3 separate regions of the Mus musculus genome follow, and all the other regions are linked to region 2. A link is a loop called in an ENCODE intact Hi-C map of the cell type or tissue named here. Cell type or tissue: left cerebral cortex. All regions are shown on one strand.

Region 1 (2,500 bases), 170 kb before region 2:
ACTACAACTTCTTTCAGAAACTAGTAAGAACGTGATCCCTAGTAAGTACATCCGGCCATGAGATGCAGAACATTCTGGAGGACTAAGACTCAGAACTTTCCCTGTCTTTAAGGCCACTGATAGGACACATGGGGGTAAAAATCAGGTTCGAAATGATTTGCAGCTGTTTGTTCAGAATTAGTCTAAGTGAAGTTGATGCTGTGGGCTAGCTCAAAGAGTAGACTGGCAAGTCCCTGCTCTAACACCGGGAATCACTCGGGTCCTTCCAGGTACACTCTGATGAAGAGAAGAGAAAGATTCTGCTTTCTTCCTCCCTCCATCGAGCCTCACTGCTTTCAATCATACTAGTCCAGACATCTTGTTTTGGTCAGTGGTTTCTTAATAATTTCAAAATCAAAACCTGACATACTAGAATGCTAATACACTTCAGTTTCATTTTTAGTTAGGGAAAGATGCTGACATAAAAAAATGACTAAACTACGGGTGGGGAGAGGGGATGAAAGCCGGAAAAAGCCAATGATGTAACTTTTGAAGTCTACACAAACCATGATTGGCTCTATGTAATTAAATATTAATATAATCCAACAGATCTAATGAAAGATACAAAGGAACACGGCTCTGTGTAAGAAAGGAGAAACCGCTAAGTTCTTTGAGGACACAGTCTATCAGAAACCTACAATCCTACAGAGTTTTTCCAAGCTTGACTCTACACCCTGAACATGTATTTTCATTGGAAATTGAAAAGGTGGTCACATATTTAATAATTTTATTAAAAAGTAAAAAAAAATTGTCATACTACAAATAGAAGAAGCGATGGCCTTGTCAGGATGAGCTGACATCACAATAAACCAAAACTTGGGGGGGGGTTTCACCATTGAATAATTATATGTAAAGGAGGCTTATCTGAGCAAATATTGCCCTGGCAATAAGAATTATTAGGCAAAATAATATTTATGTCCTGCCCTAGATTGAAATGATTCTATCTCAAGAACCACTTTAAGGACTTTCACTTTAAAATAACAAACAAACAAAACTCTTGGCACTGACTCATTTATTCAATTGGTATTTATTGCACCTACAGTATTGTCAAGGATTGTTCTCAAACTTGAGATACATCGCTGAACAAATATCCCAATGGCCTAATCTTAAATTCACAGAACTGTGGAACGGAAGGGCCCAGCTTCTCAAGTGTCCACACTAATAGGCCAAAGATTGGTGACTATGATTTACTCAAAGACTCAGAGACCCAGAGGGAGATGGACCTGTGGCAGAGCTCTCTGAGCTGCTTCTGAACTCGAAGGGACAGATGGGGGTGCTATAAGCCCAAAGGAATGAGAATAAAATAACATAAATGTGACCCCAAAAGCTGTTATTCTGGAGCTAAATTAGTCCAATCTAACAAAGCCCTTAAAGTTCACAAAGCAACGTTATTTTTAACACAGTGCTGTGAGACAAGGCTGAGTCATCTTATGCTGGGGAGATCAGAATTTTGCCATAAAGAAAAGTAATAAATCTAAATTTAGGGACATTCACAGTAGAAAGATATATTTTTCTGTAACTTTGATTAGTTTATCTTCTGATGCCTTTGGTTGCTGGCTATTAAGCAAAGGTAATTATAGATGATTTTGATTTCCATTAAAGTGATTTATTTCCCCTTCCTATATAAAGGGAAGACAGTTCAAACTTGTAGGAAGCCTTTTTCTTTCCTGTGGAATCAAGAAGAGCACAGTGAGCCAATCAACACCAACGACTGGTAATAATACACGCAGTCACAGGCGAGAAAGACTGGGCATTCTGGACTCTGTTAGAAATGCTAGAAATGTGTTATCAATATCCTGCCCTGTTGAATCATTGCTTTACAATTCAGTAGCTTTCCAAGAGTGACATGTCAGGTCCAGGATTGTCACCATCAATACCGACAGCGGAATTTCCCGTCATATCCTCATTCAGTGACTCATACTCAGTTATGCTATACAGCAAGCTTCAGCAACACCAAGAGCACACAGACTTAGTTACTGTCGTATTTGCAGCTATGACAGTGAACAAACTGGAAGGCATCAAGCCACGGCACTGAAGAAACAGGAAGTCATTCAGCAGCACGTGTCCCAACTTGAGTCCTGTTGTGAAATCGGCTAAGTAAAGGCATATACACCTCCATCGGAATTGGAGACTTCGAGTAACACGTGCATACCGGTATGGGGAGGAAAGAGAAAAAGAAGGAATGGGGAAAGGAACACTACAGGGGGAGACTAGGGAGAAGAAAAGATAAAGGGGGAAGAAATGTATGGTGACGAATCTGAGATCAATATTAATATTAATAAAGGACAGCTCAGCCTGCTTCCTGAGCACACTTTCCTAAGTTTATTGAAGATACAAAAATGATTTGTGAGACTTTTCATCTCTTGCTATTCTCACTTATTATACTAAAAATGTCTACAAAATCCTAAACCTTGGCCTCTCCAAGGCTAGTTCCCGAAAGGAAAAGGCGTGACCTGTTAGA
Region 2 (2,500 bases):
CAGCTTTCATAAACTGGTTGGGCCGGTCCTCTGGAGCCTCCGTCCTCTACTGGCTTCCCTGGATGGGTTGTTATGGTAACAAATGACCGAACAGTCCCTTACGAATTGGCCAATGAGAGCCGACCGTCCTTTGCACCGCGTCTCCGAGCCGGAGGTGTTGCGAAAGCCGAGACTCGACCGAGGAAGAAGGCGGTGCTTGGACGTATTGCGGAAGGGCCGGGGGCGGGGCCTGTGACACGCGCGGGCCAGCCAATCCCGCCTGGTGTTTCCAACGGCCCCGCCCCTTACCGCACATTTCCCCTCCCCTAGTTCATTTCGCACGACGCAGCGGTTGGGAACACAGACATTTTCGGAGCTGGAGCCGCCACTGCCGCCGCCATTTTGTGTCTGTGGAGAAAGAAGCCCCGGCGGCGGCTGGAAGCGGACGGAGATTCCCCGTGAGGCTGCGGCGTTTCTTCCCCGAGGTTCCCCCTGGGTCGTCCCCCATCCCCCCTCCGTGGTCAGCATGTGGTGAAGCCGCAGCCGCCGGAGACCCGGGGAGCGAGGCCGAGGCGTCGGAAGGGAGGCGGGGTGTCGAGCGGCTTCAGCTTCGGCGGCGGCGGACCTCGGAGGGGGGCCGCGGCGCAATGTCAGAGCAGACGCCGGCGGAGGCCGGGGCTGCGGGGGCCCGGGAGGACGCCTGTCGGGATTATCAGTCGTCGCTGGAAGACCTGACCTTCAATAGCAAACCGCACATCAATATGCTGACCATTCTAGCCGAGGAGAACCTGCCCTTCGCCAAGGAGATCGTCTCTCTCATCGAGGCCCAAACCGCCAAGGTTTTTATACACCCCGCAGCCTCCTATTCTTCTAATACTCCTTGATTTTAGTGTCAGCCTCATCCCAGGTCTCGCTTCCATCCGAAGGGGGACGGAGTTCCTCCTCTCCAACCCCCCACCCCCGACTCGGGCTTGGTCTTTGGCCCCGGCTGGGAGCGTGGGCCTCTTTCGGGAGGGAGCGGGGAGGATGCAGGGTGGAGCCCCATTTCCGCTTACCAACTCCCTATTTAGGCCACCTCTGACTACGTCCCCACGCTCCACGCATCGGGGACAGCCTTTCGGATGGGGGAAATACTTAGAGGCAGTTGGTGTTTGGGGAGCGAAAGAGTTAAAAAACAAACCATCTTAAGCCCTTGGGAAGGTGGGGAGGGGCTTTCCCTCAGTGTCCTTTTTGGGGAATTGTGCTCTGTGGGTTGGAAGGAGGTGAAGGGGGACCTGGGAGCGAGCTGTCGGTGGGTTGGGTATAGGGAATTGGCCCCGAGTGGAGCAGCGGCCTGTTAGCTCAACATGGCGCCTGCAAAGCACATGATGCGAAAGGGAAGAGAGGAGAGAACCCATTCCCTGCCAGCCAGGCAGCTGCTCTCACCCGTCAGCCCCATTTTGGGGTGGGGGCTGTTGGATCAAACTTTTATTCTCCTCTCGGAGGGTCTGATTTTGCCCCAATGGTAGGAAAATTGGGCTGAGGATGGGGTTTGGGTGTGTGGGGGAGGTCTTATCCAACCTGTAGGTGGAGAATTGGCCCAGTGGGTAACAAATACTTGGAAGTTTCTTTGAAAAATTCAGTCCCTCCTTTTCCTATTCTCGTTTTCTCCCTTCCCTGATAGTGAAGGCTTGCTTTTCTTCACCCCTTGAGCGAAGTGGTCCTTTGCTACCTTCTGTTTTCCCTCTGGTCTTGCTCTTCTGTGGATTCATGTGGGAGCGATATGTTATTTAAGTAAAGTTACTGTTAAACTTAGTTTATATTGAGTCTTAACCGTTTCCCAATTAATACGTTTTAAGTTACTTTTCAAGCTTGTACTTAAGGTTTAGTTTTTTTTCTCTAGTTGTTAGTGATTGCAATTATCAGGATGAGCCTCCTTTTAGCAGAGTGAACCCCTTTTAAAAGGCCACTTTAACAACAACCACCAATATGTTGTTTAGAGACGGTTTCTGTCTAGTGTACAACTGAGTGGTCTGACTCTAATAAATGGTTTTGAAATGTGTGACTGGTATTATAAAATTTGTGAATAAAACATATAAAATATGTATTTGTCTTTTTTATTTACCTTTGTAAGGTGTAGAATCTGTTTCCAAGAATTTTTACTTTTGTGGTTGTGTGTTTTAAACAAAAGTCTTTAAGTGACTTGGGTTCATTCTTCTTTAGGTCCATCCACTCTTTTGGGTAAATCAGTTCACAAGATACACGGTTTCACGTGGTCCTTTCAAATCTTAATTTAAAGAGGGGGAAAAGGTTTTTTTTTTTTCTTTAAGGGCCCAGCAAATTTATCGTGTTCATTTTTGACAGCTAAAACAAGTCTTCACCTTTTCCTGTCGAATGCCTGTGAAGCAGCTGGTTTTTAAAAGTAGTATGAGGTTTAAGAAGGAAGTGCTCCTCATACCCAACTTTTTGTTGATAACTACATACATGTTGGCAGAGAAAATATACCTTTTTTTTCCTTGTTGAAGACTTAACATTAAATACC
Region 3 (2,500 bases), 160 kb before region 2:
TTCGATAGTAACTTTGAGTGATGGAGCGAAATCTCTCTTGACCTGCGGTGTCCCAGATCTGTAACTGCAGAGGCATAATACAGGGTTCAGCTTGGAAAAGCACAAAACCAAAGAGCACGGCCTTGCTAGAGCTCAGAAATGAGAATATCACACAAACAATTTCATGGTTGGTTTCTGCCCTGAAAAGTACTGTTTGCTGTCAAGTGTTTCTAAGTTTGGGGAAAGAGCTTTATCTCTTCCGTTTTTTTTGTTTGTTTGGTTGTTTGTTTGCTTGCTTGCTTGCTTGCTTGCTTAAGACTTTTTTATTCTCAAAACACCAAACCAAGGTCTGTTGTTCATTATTATATTCCAAGCTCTATTCTTTTCATTTTATATGTAATAATTCAGTCTTCACAATAACCCAATAAGGTAAGTATTATTATACTACACTTCCCTCATCAGTAAACTAAAGCACCGTGAGATCTAGTCACTTGATCAATGTCTCAGACAATTCGACACTCACTATGGACTCTGCGTTCTTGCCCATAAGCTGGGTACACAAACATTGCAATAGAGAGCAAGCTGTTGTTTTGTGGGCATTGGCACTTCAGTCAGCAAGCAAGAGAACAAAAATATAACCTCCTCAACTTCCAGCTTTCCCAGTTTAAAATTCTAATGACCATATCAAGACACTATCACTGTTAATGGAAATAGAAATGGTACTATTAGAGCCATGCCCCTCCTCCACACACCTAAGCTCTATGACTTTAGGTCACAGAGGCCTCTTCTCTAGATACAACTCTAACTATAGAGCAGAGTTTGGGGAGATAAGAATATCACCAAGAGCTTTCCTCCTAACTATAAACTCCATAGGTCACAGGTAAATTAACCTCCATACTAATTTCTCAGGTAAGGCCTTCTAGAACCTCTCCCCACCCCCCACATCTGCCCCCAGTCTCCCTGGCAGTATGTTGTATCATTTCTCCAACTGGCATATCTTAATCACAAACTTGAAATAATTTGATTAATGCCTGTCTGGCCTATTTGATTTAAAGTTTCGTAACAGGAAGAGTCACCTGTTTTACTCACCACAAACTGTGCGCCTGGAACAAAAAGCAGATGTTCGTCTTACACTGATGGTCTTAATTGTCCTTTACCCCTTCCCAGTGAGTGAAGTAGGCAAGTTTAATAATAATTGTTTCTTCTACCCGTGTACCTACAAAGCTGGACATCAGACTCCATGTCTTCTGTTTCCATGTCAGAACTCAGTCTGGCATGCCCTCCCTGTTGGTTTTGCCATTGCATGCTCATTAAATGGACATCTACATCTAGCAGTCACTTGGTGTCACTCTAGCCCCATAACAACTTAGCTGAAGACACTGAGTAGTGACCAGTAGCCCACGTTGCAAGCCGGCACACATATTCTCCTTTGATTTGAAGTTGCAGCAACTCTTTGATAATATAAAATGAAGTCTGTGTGTGCTAAATCCAAACATACACATGACAGTTTGTGCTGGAACAAAAGCTATTTCTCTTCTCTGCCTCAAAGTCGGGCCATGGTCCTCTTCTGCCAAGATGTGCCTTAGAATAGTAGGCTATTGTTTTAAAGCCCCATTCAGCCTCTGCAACTCCTTTGACCAGATTTAGATACTGTCAGTCATTAGAAAACACTGTGACCATGACTGTAACGTCTTAGGAACTGCTTTAAACATCAAAATATTTTCTAAAATAGATACTGTATGGCCTTGCCAAGATATTTGCCACCTTCTCATAGAGGACTGCCTGTGTCTAGCCTGAGAAATGATTATCTATTGCTCAAATTAGTTTCATCACCTTTCTCCATAATCCATTTGTCTCTTTTCATCCTTTGTAGGGTACCAGATAGAAGATGAATAAAACACAACCCTTGATCTAAGAGGTCATGGTCTACAAAGAACCCAAATCTCCAACTAATTAGCAATGTCCTCTCAAAGAGGAAGCAGAGTGTCTAAAAACTGTAGTCTCTCCTTTGTCAATGCGTCCTCGCAACACTGCAGCGGGGCATCCCCTTGCCACTCTCACCTACAGCACAGGGCACTACACTGCTCACCTGCCCTCTTACTGCACTGCTCTTGCTTTCCTGTCACAGCAATGCCTGGTCAGTAGTTTGCCAGGCTGTCCTCTTTAGCGGACAGAGTTCTTTAAGGACCAAGGTTGTCTCTCTGACTCCATACCTCTGCTTCCTTCCTAACACAGTATGTTGTGAGCACAGTTGAATGACGGTTAACAAGATGAACGTAGGATTGTGGGATCACAAAGGAGGAATTGATTATCTATTCTTAGATGAGTGGAGTTTGAAAGATCTCAAACAAAATGTTATCAGAGCTGGGTATTAGTGAGTTCCAAAGATTAGTGGTGCTTCACCTACCATGGAGCTCTGCACTAAGCATCAACTGTAACACAAGCTGGGCAAACAAATCATCAAAAGAATAAACATGTGAGATGGGCTCATCACTGGGCAGGCAGAGGCAGGCAGAGGCAG

The links. Hi-C counts contacts between places; a loop is a spot of excess contacts. Peaks named below come from ENCODE experiments on the same cell type or tissue, not always from the same donor. Only the 100,000 strongest peaks of a DNase experiment are listed, where the experiment ranks them.
Region 1: it touches region 2 in a loop (1.9-fold over the local background); 4 of 42 quality-filtered maps call a loop at or near these places.
Region 3: a loop joins it to region 2, with 2.6 times the contacts of the local background. A loop is called at or near these places in 4 of 42 quality-filtered maps.

Annotation. Positions count from the first base shown.
Region 1 is chr7:92,836,953-92,839,452 of GRCm38, reverse strand. It overlaps Rab30 (RAB30, member RAS oncogene family), which reads right to left. Exons shown (of 5, transcript NM_029494.2): 5 at 2,336-2,500. Among named protein-coding and RNA genes, the nearest start is that of Ddias, 36 kb to the left of the region's middle. In left cerebral cortex, a CTCF peak has its summit at 1,307; DNase peaks (open chromatin) are centred at 1,362 and 1,957.
Region 2 is chr7:92,667,747-92,670,246 of GRCm38, reverse strand. It overlaps Pcf11 (PCF11 cleavage and polyadenylation factor subunit), which reads left to right and starts at 335. Exons shown (of 16, transcript NM_029078.3): 1 at 335-818. The coding sequence starts at 627. In left cerebral cortex, no CTCF peak of the experiment used is centred here; DNase peaks (open chromatin) are centred at 143, 1,062 and 1,289; H3K4me3 peaks cover 2,500 bases; H3K27ac peaks cover 1,653 bases.
Region 3 is chr7:92,827,090-92,829,589 of GRCm38, reverse strand. It overlaps Rab30 (RAB30, member RAS oncogene family), which reads right to left. Exons shown (of 5, transcript NM_029494.2): 4 at 1-64. Among named protein-coding and RNA genes, the nearest start is that of Ddias, 46 kb to the left of the region's middle. In left cerebral cortex, a CTCF peak has its summit at 1,324; a DNase peak (open chromatin) is centred at 1,442.